Linked DNA regions of Homo sapiens: region 1 is linked to region 2. Evidence: read pairs that join two places in POLR2A ChIA-PET (ENCODE). Cell type or tissue: IMR-90. All regions are shown on one strand. Links, peaks and the distances in the headings refer to the core of each region. The heading gives the core; the rest is flanking DNA.

Region 1 (7,746 bases), core at 110-5,109, 170 kb after region 2:
ATTCTCATGATAGTGAGTAAGTCTCATGAGATCTGATGGGTTTATCAGGGGTTTCCACTTCTACTTCTTCCTCGACTTTCTCTTGCTGCCACTACATGAGAAGTGCCTTTAGTCTCCCTCCATGATTCTGAGGTCTCCCCAGCCATGCGGAACCGTAAGTCCAATTAAACCTCTTTTTCTTCCCAGTTTCGGGTATGTCTTCATCAGCAGTGTGAAAATGAACTAATACAGTGGGTTTTGCTATGTTGCCCAGGCTGGCCTCAAACTGTCCTCAACTCATCCTCCTGCCTCGGCCTCCCAAACTGCTGGGATTACAGATGTGAGCCACCATGCCTGGCCTCCTAATGCATACTTTTATTCAAACTCATCTGTGAGAGGCCTGGAAGGACTTTGACATGGTAAAAAAAAAAAAAAAAGTGTGATTTTGCAGAGGCATTGATTTAAATTGTGTACACTGATAATGTTAGAGCAAGTTTGTTAGCAGGGAGTGAGCCCAGGCAAGTACCCAGCATAGACCTGTCTGTCTCCTTTCTAAGATTTCCAAAGGGCTAAACAAGCTTTACTTATTATCTTATTTAATCCTAAATTTGTATTGCTGCTCTGGGCTACTCCCCAGGCCCCTAGACCCATATATCCAGCTACCTGCCTGATCTCTCCACTTGGATGGGAATAAACATCTCCAGTGTTGCTGGTCCCAACTGAAATTCTGATTCCCCCCAAACCTGCTCCAGTCTCAACCTCAATGGCAACTTACTTAATGACAATTAAATTCTTATGATTTATTGGGCATTTTGAATATATCCTTAAATGTTCCCTTTCTCTCACACCCTACATCCTATTCTTAAGCAAATTCCACTGACTCTACCCTTGCAAAACATGCGGAATCCAAACAGTTCTCATCATACTCATGGCAACCTCTCTATCCTAAGGCACTTTCACCTCTCTCCTGAATAATTGCCATCATATTAAGGCAATGTCTCTGATGCTTTTTTTTTTTCTTTTTAGAGACGAAGTCTTGCTCTGTCGCCAGGCTGGAGTACAGTGGCGTGATCTCGGCTCACTGCAACCTCTGCCTCCCGGGTTCAAGCGATTCTCCTGCCTCAGCCTCTCGAGTAGCTGGGACTACAGGCATGCGCCATCATGCCCAGCTAATTTTTGTATTTTTAGTAGAGACGGGGTTTCACCATGTTGGCCAGGATGGTCTCGATCTCTTGACCTCGTGATCCACCCGCCTCGGCCTCCTAAAGTGCTGGGATTACAGGCGTGAGCCACCGCGTACGGCCTTTTTATTTTATTTTAATTAATTTTTTGAGACAGTGTCTTACTCTGTCGCCCAGGCTGGAGTGCAGTGGTGCAATCTCAGCTCACTGCAACCTCCACCTCCTGGGTTCAAGCAATTCTTCCACCTCAGCCTCCGGAGTAGCTGGGATACAGGTGTGCGCCACCATGCCTGGCTAATTTTTGTATTTTTAGTAGAGATGGGGTTTCACCATGTTGGCCAGGCTGGTCTTGAACTCCTGACCTTAAGTGATCTGCTCACGTTGGCCTCCCAAAGTGCTGGGATTACAGGCTTGAACCACCGTACCCGGCCTAGACAAGAGGCTTTTTTATCCCAGTCTCCCAAATCTCTCTGAGCTATGCCATGCCAACTCTGCAGGAATCCAGGCAACTCTAGTCAGTGTGGACCTGAAAAGGAACTGAATTCTCTGTGGCTTTTTTGCTCATTGTTTCCACTTGAGAGGAATCCTAAAGAGAAAAGTGGAAGAATCGTTTGCACAAAGATATTTATCTCTGGGATGGGTGCGGTGGCTCACGCTTGTAATTGGAGCACTTTGGGAGACCAAGGTGGGCGGATCACGAGGTCAGGAGATCGAGACCATCCTGGCCAACATGGTGAAACCCCGTCTCTACTAAAAATACAAAAATTAGCTGGGCGTGATGGTGCTTGCCTGTAATCCCAGCTACTCGGGAGGCTGAGGCAGGAGAAATGCTTGAACCAGGAAATCGGAGGTTGCAATGAGCCAAGATCACACCACTGCACTCCAGCTGACGACAGAGCGAGACTCCATCTCAAAAAAAAAAAAAAAAAAAAAGATATTTATCTCTGAATTGCTGGTTTATTCAGTAGAATCTTTGAGAATTACAAGTCTGAGCTCCAGAGCCCAATGTTAAGAGGTCTGGGAGAAGAGGCCGGGTACTGTGGCTCACACCTGTAATCCCAACACTTTGGGAGGCGGAGGCGGGTGGATCACCTGAAGTCAGGAGTTCGAGACCAGCCTGGCCAACATGAGGAAACCCCTGTCTCTACTAAGAATACAACATAAATTAGCCGGGCATGGTGGCGCATGCCTGTAATCCCAGGCTGAGGCAGGAGAATCACTTGAACCTGGGGGTTGGGGGCGCGGAGGTTGCAGTGAGCCAAGATTGTACCACTGCATTCCAGTCTGGATGGCAGAGTGAGACTCCATCTCAAAACAAAACCAAACAAAACAAGAGATCTGAGAGAAGAGAAAGAACCAGTAAAAGACACCAAAAAGAAGTGACCTGGGAGGTAGGAGGAAAACAGGAACGTGTGGTATTCTGGAAGGCAAATAAAAGCGTGCCTGGAGGAAGATTCCTAGAAATAAGATCAGTAACAGGTCTACTAGCAGAAAAAAAGCAATGAATCTCCACTGAAGGATATGAAATAGGACTTCAATAAAAGAAGACACATCTTTGATAGGAAGTTTTAGTATAGTAAGGATGTCTGTTCTTCTTAGATGAGTGTTTAACTCAATGTAATTCCAGTAAAAACACCCTACTCAAACTGATAGGAACTTAACGAAGTTATTATAAATCTGGGACAATTGGTATACAAGAATAGAATTGAATTTCCTGAAAAGTAAACATAAGAAGTGGAACTTGCCCTACTTGTTTACCAAAACATCTAATAAAGGTAAATTAATGGAAACCAAACCACAGGCGCATGGAGTGATGAATAAGGGTGCCGCCGAGTGCAGACTTGGGCTCCAGCATCACGGCTGTTCAGCGGATAATGAAATTGACACTTCACATTTGGGGAGGAAATAATGAATTACTTATTAAATTTTATTTAAATTAGCTAGTCATTTAGATTAAAAAAAAAAAAAGCTAGAAACTGTCCCTGAGTCTTATTCCAAAAGAGACTTCAGAAAAATGGAAGATAAAAAGAAAAAAAAAAATCCATACAGTATAAAAGAGAACACAACTGAATAGTTTAGTAATCTTTAGAAAAATAAAGAAAAGATTGAACGATTTAATTGCATAAAATAAAAAATTTCTATAGAGCAAAATAAATCATAAAACTAAAAGATAAATACTACTGTGAAATAAAAAAACTTTTAAACATATGAGAGAAATGGTTAATATCATTAATGTTAACTCTAGGGTGGGAGTAAAGTTGGGAGCTAAATAAATACTTTGGTAAGGAGAGGAAGAGCCTTAAACTCTGTCCATCAACTCCTTCCTGCAGATATCGGCTCCCTGCACCCGCACCAGGTCAGGCTACTTCCAGGTGGGCAGGCTGGGCCAGGTTCCTAAGTACCTAGAGCTGAAAGCCCCACGTACACCACTCCTCCATCCTGGTGGCCCACCTGGACCCTCCTGCCCCTCCTCTGCACCAGGTGTGATGATAGGGGACAGGAGGAGTCACAGGAGACCTCTTCTCTCAGAAAGCAAGACCAGGCTGACATCCAAGCTAAAGGCAGGGGCTAGGACTGCTGGGTGGAGGGATGGAGTGGGTTCTGGGTCAAAGGATAGGTGGGAGGAGATGGAAGGCTGTGCGCAGCAGCAGGGAGGGGCGGTGAGGAGGGGGAAAAGCAGAGATGGGAGCCCAAGCAGCTAGAATGGGGGCGGCAGTCAAGGGCAGGAGAGGTGGGACAGCTGAGGTGGGGGGTGTCCCTCCAGGCCCCAGAGCTGCCACTTCGCCTCTCCCAGTCATCCAATTTGCAACGAGTTCCCTTTAGTACATGGAAAGTATCCTCCGGAACTTGTTTGCAGGAAACAACGCAATGCATGAAAGCCCACTTTGAGATGTTAATTACCTATTTGGTTCATTTATTCAAAATTTTTTTTTATTTACTCTGAGTCACACTGTGCTAGGCACTGGGAACAGTTGGAATACTCACCACACCCATTCATTTATAAATTTTAAGACAATGTGAAAATGCTTAGATTTAAAATGGAAAACCATAAATGACAAGGTTTCTCTGCCAAGTCTACTCAACTGCCTTTCACCAAGGTCAGAGAACTCCAGGGTGTGGGTTTCCTCCTAAATTTACTGAGGCTGCCATGGGCCAGGCAGCACGCTGGTCTCTGGGGTTAGAGTACTGACTATCCTCATGCGTTTATTAATTTAAAATGAGGCCCAAACACAGGGTCACACAGTGTCCAAAATGAAATAACCTTTGGACCGACACAGCTTGTTTCAAAACAGCTGAGATCCGTTGCCTTTTTGGCATTTGATTTTTGGTGCTGGGCCAAAAAAAAAAAAAAAAAAAAAAAAAAAAAAACCCAAAAAAACGGGGAGGTGTATCTAGGAGGGGATCATAAATGCAGCTATTTAATCTGCTGTCACTTTGTAAGAGCCCCATTGAATTTTTGATGGGAAAAATGTTTTTGCCCGGGTTGAGCTTCAGGACAAAGAAGAAATGCAAGGAACAGAGAGCAGAATTGATAGTGTTTAAAAATATGTTAAAAGATCTTATACTTTGTAACAAAGTTGGTAAGCTACAATGGAAGAATTCCTGACACAGCAGAGGCCTGGCCAAACCCCTCCCCTGGGGGCCCCGGGAATAAAAGCTTCCTCCTCCAAGCTGTCAGTTGAAAGAAATCGTCCTGCCTGATGGCCATGTGCCACTCTCTCGATGCTTGGGAACAAAATTGTGATGTTGCAGACTATACATTGTTTTTCCAGAATAACACAGAAATGTGTTCTGGAGAATCAGTTTAGACTTAGGGTATTTGGTGAACCAGTACAGGACTGGGAAACAGATGCCCTGGGTTCTAGTCCCGGCTTCACAGGAGTGACCCTGCCCAAGGCTCGCTCACTCTCTCTCAACCTGTTTGCTCCTCTGTAAAAGAGGGATAATGAGCTAAAGGAGCTCCATCTCCCAAGACTAAGTGAGGATCAAATATAGCAATCAGTGGGTGAGAGAGCCACTCATGCTTTTCTCCTCCCTCCCTATATACACATCGTCTCCATGTTCCAGTTAGAATCTCAGGCAAGGCCAAGAACTGAATTCAGGGTGGCTGCTCATGTCCTTGGCCACTGGCACAAATGTGTGCCTCGAGGCCCCACTTTCCTCTTGTTTCTGTCACTTCTTATGTCAGTGCACCCAAAATCTCTGCTGGCCTTTCCATGGTGTAAAATTGTTTTGAGGAGGCATCTTTCCAGTCTAGCACTACATTTCCTCGCCTGCCTTGCATCTGGGGTTAGCTATATGAGAAGTTCTCATCAAGGGAAGGTGAGCAGAAGTGATGTGTCTCCTCTGGGCTGGGGTTTATGTGAAGCAGGGGGATGGTGGAGCCAGTGATAGAGGAAGCCTGGATCCCTGAATCACCACATGGAGGAAAGCTGTCAGCAAACAAGGAACTGGACTTTTCAGTGAACTGGAGTCATCAGTGAGCAGGAAACAGACTTCTGAGATTAAGCCAGTGAAATTCGGAGCTTACTTGTTGCAGTAGCTAATGTTACCCAGAAGATACACACTATCCACACACTCACCTCCCCTGGCACAAGCTGCCCTTTCAAACCTCTCAGACATTCACCGATCACATTCACACAGATCCAGGGAACTGGATCACTGATGTTATCAACTTAGTCATTGATTGAACAAATATTTATAACTCATCTGCAATGTGCAAGGAGCAAGGCTAAGCATCCCCAACACAGTGCAGATCACACCCCTACCCTTCCTGGAGGAAGTCATGTCCAGGCCTCCTCCCAAGTCTAGCTGCTGGCCTGAGGCCTGAGGCCCTCATTCTCCTACCTGGGGATCCAGCCCACCCTTAGACCCCTGATCCTGGACTTTCCCTTCTTCAAACACCAGCCCCTACTCACTGTGGACAATACACCCTAGAGCAGTGGTTTCCAACCCCTAGGCCCATGGACCTCCACCGGTCTGTAGCCTGTTAGGAACTGGGCCGCACAGCAGGAGGTGAATGGCAGGCAAGTGAGAATTACCACCCGAGCTCCACCTCCTATCAGATCAGCGGCAGTATCAGATTCTCATAGGAGCACGAACCCTATTGTGAACTGCTCATGTGAGGGATCTGGGTTGCACTCTCCTTATAAGAATCTAATGCCTGATGATCAGAGGTGGAACAGTTCCATTCCTAAACCATCCTTCTCCCGTACCACCGGTCCGTGGGAAAATTGTCTTCCACAAAACCGGTCCCTGGTGCCTAAAAGGTTGGAGACCACTGCCCTAGAGACTGTCTTCCCCTTAGGACTGTCACTCCCCGTCATTAATGTAAAAATCCAACTGGAAGTCCTCACCATTCCACCCTCAGCCCTCTCAGCTTTCCTCCAACTGCATCCCTTAGAGACCTCCAAAACCAGAACTCCCTCCTTTTATCATTATCTGTCCCCCTTCTGCCTTCCCTTCACTCTTAATCTAGGATCGACCTGAGAGCTGAGCATTTTCACTGTGTCTTCAAGCCCTGTACAGATGGCAGGGTGCATGTCCAGCCATCCCTGGCAGCCCCAGAAGCTGCTAATAGTTCTCCAGGGCCTTCTCATTTGTCCTGATTCTTTTGCATGGCCTCCCTTCAGATGTAGTGCCTCCTTCCCCCATACCACACACATATTGCGTGGAGCTGAGGACACCACTGTCCACCCCTGGAAATGGAAACATAAGCTACTGACCCCTTTGCAAGCTGACCTTGCTGCCTCTTTAAGTGAAGGGTTTAACTGTGTCCACAGGGTTTGGCCAGCAGACCATAGGCTGGATTTCAACTTCATTCACTTCCTTTACACAGTACACAACCTATACAACTGTACATGGTCGACTTGGCTTTGAGCTCCTAAATCTGGCTCTTGGGGTCCTCCCTCTGGCTTGCCCCTCCAGCTGTATCCAGGCCCTTTCTGCCATGCCCTGGATTCTCCACCAATAGACAGCTTCATGGGGAGCCCTGTGTATAGCAGGCTACTTCAAACCACCCTGTCTTTGCTCTTACTGTGTCTTCTGACTAAAGAATTCTGCTTTGCTCAGCCGGCTCCTGGTCATCTCTGAGACCTCGTTTGGGAGTGTCCCCATCCTGGAAGTCTTTCTGCATCCCTTCTTGCCTCCTGCAGCCTCCACTCCCAGCCCCTGTGGCCCCTGGGTAACCCCCATTGGCACTCCTTGCCCTCCACTGCCATTTCTGTCCACACATCTGTCTGAACACAGCCTCTCTCCAGCAGGGATCACATCTGTAAACTTGGTAGCCTGCTCCAGTTCTGGACCTGGCAGCAGAGGACAGCAGGAAATGGAACTAAATGAGGAAAATGGTTTTAATCTAAAAGAGTGCTTGATAGGATGAAATGAATCCATTCTGATAGATTCACTCATTCATGATTCACTGGGTCAACAAATACTTTTTGAGCACACGCTGTGTGCCAGGCACTGTGTTGGCCCTGGGGCACCGTGAACAACCATTTCTGGCTATGTGGGAGCTCCCAGCTTCAGCTCTCACATACATCATGGTACCAGAAAGAGAAGTGTAAATAATGATTCTGACTGGGGC
Region 2 (11,060 bases), core at 3,185-8,184:
CTGCTCTCGTGTTGCAGTGGCAGGGCCGAGTAGTTGCAACACAGACTGTGTGGCTGACAAAGGCTAAGATATTTGCCATCTGGCCTTTTACAGAAACAGTTTGCTGACCTCTGAGCTCAACAGTGTGTCTCAACCTTTCTATATCAGCACAGAAAGAGCTTCCTCACTTTTTTTAAGGCGGCATAATATTTTGTTGTATGGCTGCAGTATAACTTATTTTTAATCAGGCCCTTTTAATGGATATTTAGGTCATTTTTGACTTTTTTTTTTGTTGCTTAAGACAGGATCTCACTATGTTGCCCAGGCTGAACTCAAGCGATCCTCTCGCCTCAGCTCCCAGAGTAACAGGCTACAGCTGTGATTCAACACACCTGGCTCATTTCTAACTCTTTTGCTGCTGCAAATAATGCTGCAGTGAATAAGCTAGTACTTAGCTCATTTTCCACATGTGTGATTATATTTACAGAATGAAGCCTGGAAGTGGAATTGCTCAATCAAAGCCTGTATGCATTGATAATGTTTATAGCTATTGTCAAATTGCCCTCTGTGGAGGTTGTACCAACTGACATTCTCACCAATGTTATGAAAGTGCCCATTTTGCCCTACCTTTGCCAGCAGAGTATTTTAAGCCTTTTGATATTTATCAATCTGCCAGGTTAAAAAAAGAGGTAGCCCAGGGTAGTTTACTTTGCATGTCTTTTATTCTGATGCATTGCACGTTCTTCCATGCATTGATGAGGCGTGTGCTCCTTCCTCAGCTGGCAGTTTACTGTCCTGGTCTGAGGATCTTCTGGGGACTGGTCTCTCTTGCTGACTCTTTCGTGTCATTTTCACAAACAACCTTTTGAGGAAAAAAAGTCTTAAGGACAAACACATGCTGGCAATTAGCGCCATCGACATTCCAGATATCGGGGCTGGGAAGGCAGGGTGAGACCTGCTGGGTGTCATCGTTCTGCTCTGAACTAGGAGGACTGACTTTCAGAGGGTTCTCGGTGTCCTCTTCTTCCACAGCGCTCCTGTTGACACAAACAGCCTCATGTTCCTCCAGATTTTTGATGGGGACCACGTGGCAGGCGTTGTATTTGCAGGTGGCCATCTTTTTGGCTTTCTTGGGGTTCTTTCTCCTGCACGATGCCAGGTGGTACTGGAATCTGCTGAGTGGGATTCGGTGGTGAGGATCATAAGGGCAAATTTCAAAGGCTTCTGGCTCCATGAGAAATTCTTGAAGCAGGGTATCTCACTGCTAGAGTCTAACGGAAATGCTTCTTGTGGAGAAGCCCTTTTGTAAGAAGGATGGAGTTGTCCTCTGCCCAGTTTTGGCCCTTGGGATTCTGTAGGTGACGGTCTTAACTTGTGGTCTGTTCTCTAGGACTGTGAGTGGTGGATTAGAAGAGAGATGAGGAGCTGCCAAAAGCAGCTACACAGAGAACAGAGTTAGCAAATGGCACCCGAGACAGAACTATAGCAGATGCAAGAGCCAAAAACCCACAGCCGCTTGACTCACGGATATACTATGATGTCAAGCTGCAGTCACCGGTGGTCACAATGGGCAGCCTAAGTCATCAGGAAGAGGCTATTGTGCACTGCTTGGGAGGGGTGGATGGCTTTGGGAATGCTGCCATCTAAAATTGCTCATGGATGTATGTTGTGACTTAAGTCTTTTAACTGTACGTATTTGTTTTTTGTTTTTGTTTTTGTTTTATTTGAGACAGAGTCTCGCTCTGTTGCCAGGCTGGAGTACAGTGGTGCGATCTTGGCCCACTGCAATCTCCGCCTCCCAGGTTCAAGTGATTCTCCTGCCTCAGGCTCCCGAGTAGCTGGGATTACAGGCACCTGCCATCATGCCCGGCTAATTTTTTGTATTTTTAGTAGAGACGGGTTTCACCATGTTGGCCAGGCTGGTCTTGAACTCCTGACCTCAGGTGATCCACCCGCCTCAGCCCCCCAAAGTGCTGGGATGATAGGTGTGAGCCCCTGCGCTTTGCCAGGGCTGGTTTTTGGATGTGATTCTCAGGGCCGTCTTTCTTTACCCTTCTGCTCTGCTGAGGCCCACAGCAGCCTAGTCTCCTTGGGTGTGGGGGAAGGGTTTAAATCTATTCATATATCGCAGAAGGTGAAGCCTTTTGGTGTTCAGCTTAACATGGGAAACATTTCCTATAAAACGCCCCATCTTAGGTCGACCCTGCCGTTGTCCCTCACAGAACTGGACCAAAGTCTGAATGGACGCAATTGACACATATCTCAGGGTGTTAGTGGTTTTGGTCCTCTGACATTCTATTTACATGTCTGGTGTTAGGTAGGATTTCTTCTAAAAATTGGCCTGGAGCTCCTTCCCACCCCCCACCCTGTTAAATTGTTTCTCAAGATCTGAGTGACAGTAGAGAAATACCATATTCCTGAATAGGAAGACTCAAAATCATAAATGAATATTCTCTGTAAACTAAATTACATAAATTACATAGTCATCCTAAATTGATACATAAATATAATGCAATTCCAAATAATTTTTGTAGCTTTATGTGCTGATATCTGATAGAGCAAGTCTCTGCTTGTTATTAGTTTTCCCCCCAAAAGCCTTGACTATCTTCAAGGATTTGTTATTCTAGATCATGTGTCAACAAACTATGGGCCCATGATTCAAATCCAGATGGCTATCTGCTTTTGTAAATAAAGTTTTATTGAAGCACAGCCACACCCATTTGTTTATATATTGTCCATTGGCTGCTTTTGAGCTAGATTTGAGTAGTTGCAACAGAATCCAGATGACCTAGAAACCTCTAATGTTTTCTGTCTGGCCCATTATAGAAAAAGCTCACCCATCCTATTCTTGGTGGTGGTTAAGGAAGCTGACTGTATTCAAATTCTACCTCCTGCCACTTACCAGCCATGTGACCTTGGGGAAGGTGTGTGTGTGAGTGTGTGTGTGTGTATGTGTGTGTGTGTGTTTCCTGGTATTTACTAAGCTCTATTGATGGTGTCTTTTCAGGTAGGCTTTGTAGTTTTCTTTCTATTTTTTGCACGTTAAAAAAAAATTAATCTATGATGCTTTATGGTTTTTTCTTTTTCTTTTTTTTTTGTCATTGTAAATGACACTTTTTCCATCTCTCCACATCCTAGCTATGGTGTTCAGCCTTTTTTGAGAATTGAAGTGATTGGCTTTGTCTACATTGTTACATAATTGCAACTGATCATACATGTGGGATGTCTTGTTACTATCATATGACATGCAGACAATTTAGCAACATGACACTCACTGATGTCATAGTAAGAAATTGTAATGGGAACCCAGGTATAGACAAAAGATTAGACAAAGGATTCTAAAAAAAGGCATCTTTCATAACTACACCATTTATTCTGGGTGTGCCAGTCAGGATAGGCAAGGTTAGGCTGCAATAACGTACAGTGCCAAAACTTCAGTAGCTTAAAACAACGAAGGCTTATGAGTCACTTTCAAGTCTAAAGCAGGTTTCTGGGTTGGGGAGGGGTATTGGGGATCTGCTCCTTGTGGTTAATGGAGCCAGGCTGATGGAGCCTCCATAGCAACACTTGCTTCCTTCTAGAAGAAGGAAGAGGATGTGGGGAGTCATGCGCGAGCTTCCACCAGGAAATGATAAACATCACTTCCGCTACTGTTTCATGGTTCAAAGTAAGTCCTACCTAACTTCAAAGAGCAAGGAGGTACGGTCTTTCCACATGCCCAGAAGGAGGAGAATAGGAACTTTGGGAAGTCCTGAGGGCTTCCCCAGTCTGCCCTTCTCGTCACCAGCATTCATTTCTCTTTTCTCCACACACACGGAGCATATTCTTCCCCATGGAAGAAAACCCAAAGTCCTAGCTCAGAGTGGGGGATCAATGGCTTACTCAGTGCTCTCCTGGGGCTTCTTGAGATCTTGAGATCTGGCTCTTACCCCAGACCAGTGGAATTCTAGTGCCTCAAACCAAGCTGGCTCCTATGAGGAGTATGAGGCCAAGAAGTTGTGTTCCCTGTACCCCAACCCACTCACCCTAGGGATAGCTCCTGGTTTGCTCTGCTGAGTGTCCTTGGTAAACTGTACCTTCCATATCATGCATGTAACACAGAGCCCATTTTCTTCAAGCCTACAGCCCACTATTAAAGGAAATATGGTCGGGTGCAGTGGCTCACTCCTATAATCCCAGCACTTTGGGAGGCTGAGGTGGGCGGATTGCTTGAGCCCAGCAGTTCGAGACCAGCCTGGGCAACATGGCAAAACCGTATCTCTACAAAAAATACAAAAATTAGCCTGCTGTGGTGGTGCGTGCCTCTAGTTCCAGCTACTCGGGAGGATGAGGTGGGAGGATCGCTTGGGAAGTTGAGGCTGCAGTGAGCCTAAATTGTGTTACTGCACTCCAGCCTGGGCAGCAGAGTGAGACCCTGTCTCAAAAAATATATTAAAATAATTTTTTTTTGAGACGGAGTCTCGCACTGTCGCCCGGGCTGGAGTTCCGTGGTGCGATCTCCGCTCACTGCAAGCTCTGCCTCCTGGGTTCACGCCATTCTCCTGCCTCAGCCTCCCGAGTAGCTGAGACTACAGGCGCCTGCCACCACGCCCGGCTAATTTTTTGTATTTTTAGTAGAGATGGGGTTTCACCGTGTTAGCCAGGATGGTCTCCATCTCCTGACCTTGTGGTCCGCCCACCTCGGCCTCCCAAAGTGCTGGGATTACAAGCGTGAGCTACCATGCCTGGCCTAAAATAATATTTTTTAAAAGGAACTATAGTGTTGTCCTTACTGGGAGTTAACAGGGAGTTCAGCATCTGCTCTTCCACACCCCCAAGCCTGGTGCAGTGTCTGCCAATGATGCTGATAGCAATCTTCTTTTTTTCTTTTTGGGATACAGTCCCTCTCTGTCACCCAGGCTGGAGTGCAGTGGCAAGATTTAGTCTCACTCCATCTCAAACTCCTGAGCTCAAGTGATCCTCCCACCTCAGCTTCCGGATTGCTGGGACTTACAGGGGCCAGCCATGACACTCGGCTGATTTTTTTATTTGTTGTAGAGATATAGTCTCTCTATGTTGCTCAGGCTAGTCTTGAACTCCTGTGCTCAAGTGATCCTCCCACTTTGGCCTCCCAAAGGTCTGGGAATTACAGGCGTGAGCCACCATGCCCGGCTGACAGTGACTTTTTAATCCCTAGTGCCATAGTCTTTTTCATGCTTCCGACCAGAGGTGGCCCAGGCTGGAGTCTTCAGGCTTCTGTAATTCTGGTTGTCTTTGATCGTTTGTGGTTTATTGTCCTTGAAAAATTATTTGCGAGGGTTTCCAAAGCCTAGGTTACATGTGCCTGGCTGAGAGAGGCTTTTAAATTCTGCATATGGAGATCACAATGAAAGCACTGTATCCGTCATTGAAATCCACATAATGAGGAGTAAGACATTGCTGTTGCAGGTTTCTTTGTGACCACGCACCTATTAGTGTGGCAGGCTGAGATTCAGTCCATTATGGAGAGAGGGAAGGCTGGGGTTGTTTGTGCTTCTTCTTTTTTTTTTTGAGATGGAGTCTCACTCTGTTGCCCGGGCTGGAGTGCAGTGGTGTGATCTCGGCTTACTGCAACCTCTGCCTCCCGGGTTCAAGCAATTCTCCTGTCTCAGCCTCCTGAGTAGCTGGGATTACAGGTGCCCGCCACTATGCCCTGCTAATTTTTTGTATTTTTAGTAGAGATGGGGTTTCACCATGTTGGCCAGTCTGGTCTCGAACTCCTGACCTCGTGATTCGCCTGCCTCGGTCTCCCAAAGTGCTGGGATTACAGGCGTGAGCCACCGCGCCCGGCTGTTTGTGCTTCTAATGGACATCTTGAATGGTCCTCAAGCCTGCAGCCTCCTCCTGGCACCTGCTCTGAGCCTGGGACCTGAGAGGTTGCTCACCATGGCAACCCAAGAGGAGCTAGGGATGCACACACATCTGTCTGTGTGAAACTTTTCAACCCTGTCTGTGCATGTGTGACCAGCGCTGCAAATAAGATCGGACCTGCTTTCCTCTCACTCCCCTCCCTGCTGATCTTCATCCTGAGAGATGCTGCCAACAGATGGTAACACAGGCATGGAGAGGAGGTCACAGAGTGTGCAGAAACAGTGTTTTCTGAAAATGAGAAATGGCATGTCCTGGTTAGCTGAGTCAGCAATTATCATTATGGGGTGGGATGCAGCCATCGGAGGATTAGTCATCATGAATCTGAAGTCTCCAGGCGAGGAGAGAGTCTGACGTCATGCAGGCCAGCTTCTCTCCCAGGGCCGGCATGCCCCCCAGAGCATCCCTGGAGGATGGTCAGACAGCGATGGGGAGCTCACTACCTCTCCAGACAGTTCAATTGTTAGGTTGCACACCGAGCTGACCGCCTCCTCATACCCTGTAGCAGTTAGTGTCAACACTGTGCCCTCTGCCCCAGGCACCTCCTGCAGGTTAAAGGAGATCCTAAGCATGCTAAACTCAAGCTGTGTGTATGTGGCGTTAGTATGGGTGGCCACTCCATTTCTGGCTCCTTGAGTCTCCCTGCCATGTCCAGGAGACAGGTGTGGACAGCATAGGTAGCCCCCATGGGCTTTTGGGCTCTGGCTCAGGGCTTCTCCATGCTGACCACCTCTGTGGGCCACCCCTTGCCCAAGGGCTTCTCTGGTCTCAGCCGTCTGGGCACCTGCCAACTCCTTTGACTCAAGGACCTTATTTAGAAAACTCTCTTCATGTAGTGACAATGAGTGTAGCACCATGTAGCATTTCTCAAACTATAATGTGGCCAGGAATCGCTTGGGTTCTGGTTAAAATGCCTGACTGGGTGACGTTTGGTTGTCTTTGTCGGGTTCCATGTCACAGCTATGCTAGATTTGTAAACTGAATCAGAGCACATTCTCTTTTTTGTTTTCTGGATGGCTTAAACAGCCTACAAACATTCTTTGAAAGTCTGAGAGAACTTGTCTGCTAAACTCTCTGACCCACACCCTGTTGGGAAATAGTCCTCTGTCAGTTTTAAAGTTGATTCCCTGGTTTTTTACTTCTCTTGGCAATTCTCATTTTTCTAGAAAAGTGTGCTGTTATGGACTGAATTGCATCCCTCTCAAATTCATATGTTGAAGCCTGTGACCCCCAAATATCTGAGACAGGTCTCAGTCGATTTAGAAAGTTCCTTTTGCCAAAATTAAGGATGCCCCCGTGACACAGCCTCAGGAGGTCCTGACGACATGTGCCCAAGGTGGTCGGGGCTCAGCTTGGTTTTATACATTTTAGGGAGACATGAGACATCAATCAGTATATGTAAGATGTACATTAATTCCATCCAGAAAGGCGGGACAACTGGAAACAAAGGCAGGACAACAACAAAGGTAGGGAGGGGGCTTCCAGGTCATAGGCAGATAAAAGACAAACAGTTGCATTCTTCTGCATTTCGGATTAGTCTTTCCAAAGGAAGCAATCAGATAGGCATTTATCTCAGTGAGCAGAGGGAAGACTTTGAATAGAATGAGAGGCAGATTTGCCCTGACCAGTTCCCAGCTTGACTTTTCCCTTTAGCTTAGTGATTTTGGGGTCCCAAGATTTATTTTTCCTTTCACAAGCCTTAACCCTCAATGTGACTGATTTTGGAGATAGGGCCTTGAAGGATGCAATTAAGCTTAAATGAGGTCATAAGGATGAGGCCCTGATCTGATAGGACTGGTGTCCCTAGGAGACGAGGAGGAGACACTAGAGCTCTCTCTACTCCTGCACAGAGGAAAGGCCAGGTGTGCACAGAGCAAAAAAGGCTGATATCAGCAAGCCAAGAAGAAAGGCCTTACCTTGCCCTGCTGGCACCTTGATCTTGGACTTGCAGCCTCCAGAACTGTGAGAAAGAAATTTCTGTTGTTTAAGCCACCCAGTCTGTAGTATTTCCTTAGGGCAGCCCGAGCTGAGGAAGACACGTGTTCTCCACTGAACTCTCCCAGCTGACTAGCACACTGCATGCATTTAATACTCTTCTAATTTGAAACCTCTCCTCTGTGTCTTTGATTACATTTCCTTGACTTCTCTACTGTGTTTCTGTGTTCTCTCTCGCTCACTTGCTTCCTACTTCCTCCCCCTGCCCACCCCACAACCTTTTTTTTTGAGTCGGAGTCTTGCTCTGTCACCCAGGCTGGAGTGCAGTGGTGCGATCTCGGCTCACTGCAACCTCCACTTCCTGGATTCAAGCAATTCTCCCATCTCAGCCTCTCGAGTAGCTGGGATTACAGGCGCCTGCCACCACGCCTGGCTGACTTTTGTATTTTTAGTACACATGGGGTTTCGCCATGTTGGCCAGGCTGGTTTCAAAGTCCTGACCTCAGGTGATCCACCTGCCTCGGCCTCCCAAAGTGCTGGCATTACAAGCATGAGCCACCGCGCCTGGCCGTGTGACCCCTCCCTTTATTGGGCTTCCACAAGGCTGGGTGTCCTACAGCTGTTTACAAGAAACCAAGTCTTTGATTTATCAGTTCTATGGATTTTTATGTTTTCTATTTCATTAGTTTTTATCTGTATTTCTGCTTCTCTCCCTGGGTTTATCGTGTTGCTTATTTTCTAGCTCCTTAAGTTGGATGCTTCATTTGCCTTCAGTCTTCCTTGTTGAATAACAGAAACATTTGCAGCTATGGGGCGTACTTCGGTTTCATTCCCTAAGTATGGCTACGTGGAGTTCCAATTGTCATGACGTTCTGAATGGCCCATAACTGCAGTTTTGTTCCTTTCTTTGATTCAAGTTATTTAGGCATAAATTTCCAAGTGATTTCATTTTTTTGTTGTTGTTGTCTATCCTTTTGTTTTTAATTTCTGTTTTTATTGCACGGTGGATAGATAATGTGGCCTGAGAAAACGATGGCTTGTTAGTGCCTGTGAGGTGTTCTTGGTGGCCTAAAATGTCATCAGTTTTGGTCACTTCCTTACAGATGTTTGAATTAAATGTCTTCCCTGTTTATACCTATTTATTAAATGATGCTTGTTTTTCCACGCTGGCATTGCTTGGAATGTGAGTCCTACAAGCTGCTCTGGGGATTGTCACACTGTACCTTCTCCTGGGGAATCTCAGTGGACATCAGCACAGATCCAAGAAGGCCTAAGGAAAAGCCAACCATGAACCTTTGCTTCACTCAGTGTCTCCCAGGTGCAGCCTTTTCTCTTTAGCACCTGTTGCTACCTCTACCAGCTAGTTTCCTGTGGAACTAGTTGAGAAAACTCTGTTTTAAGGTTTTCTCGTATTTCTTGGGGAGTAACTATTTGTTAAGGGTCATCAGTACTCATTTCTCAGGTATAACCTCACTCTGCCTCACCAAGGCTAGAGTGCAGTGGTGCAATCTCGGCTCACTACAGCCTCTGCCTCCCGGGTTCAAGCGATTCTCCTTCCTCACCCTCCCGAGTAACTGGGTTTACAGGTGCCCACCACCATACCCAGCTAATTTTTGTATTTTTAGTAGAGATGGGGTTTCACCATGTTGGCCAGGCTGGTCTCGAACTCCTGACCTCAGGTGATCCACCTGCCTTGGCCTCCCAAAGTGCTGGGATTCCAAGCATGACACTGTGCCTGGCCAAACTCTTCCTTTTTTTTTGAGACAGAGTCTTGCCCTGTCGCCCGGGCTGGAGTGCAATGGCTTGATCTCAGCTCACTGCAACCTCTGCCTCCCGGGTTCAAGTGATTCACCTGCCTCAGCTTCCCGAGTACCTGAGATTACAGGCATGCACCATCATGCCCAGCTAATTTTTTGTATCATTAGTAGAGATGGGGTTTCACCATGTTAGCCAGGCTGGTCTCAAACTCCTGACCTTGTGATCTGCCCGCTTTGGCTTCCCAAAGTGCTGGGATTACAGGCATAAGCCACCGTGCCCGGCCAACTTCCTCCTTTTTTTAAAAAATTAGAGACGGGGGTCTTGCTTAGTCACCTAGGTTAGAGTGCAGTGGTGCAACCGTATCTCACTGTAGCCTGGAACTCCTGGGCTCAACCAATCCTCCTGCCACCACACCTGGCTAAGATTTTAAAATTTGTTTTAGAGACAAGGTCTCACATGTTGCCCAGGCTAGTCTTGAACTCTTGGCTTCTGCCTTAGCCTCTTGAGTAGCTGGGATTACAGGCATGAGCCACAGTGCCCAGTTGACCTCTTCCTTTTCATCTCTGGGCCTATCTGTGAGTGCTGAGCTGCTTCTCTGCTGGAGTGGAGTGTGTCCGTGTGGCTTCTGTCTGATGCTGAGGCTGTCTCAGTTCAGGCTGGATTCTCTGTCCTTTTGCTCTTGGAGACTTGGTTATCGAGGGACCCAACCAAGGAGTGAAGCTGTGTAGTGACTTTACTGATGCGCCCAAGGGTTTTTCTCTTTGTTGTAGCAGCCCAAAGTTAGCTGGACCTCAGGAACAACCCACACCTCATTCCAACATCAGCGCAGGAGGGCGTGAGATGTGGCCACAGCCTGTGGCACCATGGGATGGGCCAGCCCTCCTGCCCCTTCAGCAGGGGCAACATCAGCGCTGAGCTTTAGTCCTCAGTGATACCTGGTGGCATTTGCTTCTCTGCCACCTGCTGCTTTGAGCTTTTCAGTTTTGTGGAGTTCTACTGGTATTATGCTAGAGTTCTTCCAGAAGTAGACCCTAAGATGAGATTTCAGATATAAGTAGTTCATTCGGGAAGTGCAGGTAAGGCTGTGGAGAAAGAGTAAGGAAGATACATTTATAGATGTACTCACATACCAATATTTAAAACTAATAAGAGTCAAAAATTATAACAATTTTTTGTATTTTCTTTTCTTTTCTTTTTTTCTTTTTTTTTTTTTGAGACAGAGTTCTACTCTTGTTGCCCAGGTTGGAGTGCAATGGCGTGATCTCGGCTCACTGCAACCTCCACCTCCCAGGTTCCAGCGATTCTCCTGCCTCAGCCTCCCGAGTAGTTGGGATTACAGGCATGTGCCACCACACCTGGCTACTTTTTTGTATTTTTAGTAGAGACGGGGTTTCTCCATGTTGGTCAGGCTGGTCTCAAACTCCCAACCTCAGGTGATCCGATCCCCTCGGCCTCCCAAAGTGTTGGGATTACAGGCGTGAGCCACTGCACCCAGCCTTTTT

What was found. Peaks named below come from ENCODE experiments on the same cell type or tissue, not always from the same donor. Only the 100,000 strongest peaks of a DNase experiment are listed, where the experiment ranks them.
Region 1: POLR2A ChIA-PET joins it to region 2 with 11 read pairs; 3 of 35 experiments call an interaction of 5 or more read pairs at or near these places.

What each region holds. Positions count from the first base shown.
Region 1 is chr20:43,895,888-43,903,633 of GRCh38, forward strand. No RefSeq gene overlaps it. Among named protein-coding and RNA genes, the nearest start is that of LINC01728, 5.0 kb to the left of the region's middle. In IMR-90, for the core only: no CTCF peak of the experiment used is centred there; no DNase peak of the experiment used is centred there.
Region 2 is chr20:43,725,482-43,736,541 of GRCh38, forward strand. It overlaps LOC101927200 (a long non-coding RNA gene), which reads left to right and starts at 3,438. Exons shown (of 4, transcript XR_936741.3): 1 at 3,438-3,646. It overlaps GTSF1L (gametocyte specific factor 1 like), which reads right to left and starts at 1,521. Exons shown (of 1, transcript NM_176791.4): 1 at 683-1,521. The coding sequence starts at 1,213. The coding sequence ends at 767. In IMR-90, for the core only: no CTCF peak of the experiment used is centred there; a DNase peak (open chromatin) is centred at 6,200; H3K27me3 peaks cover 321 bases.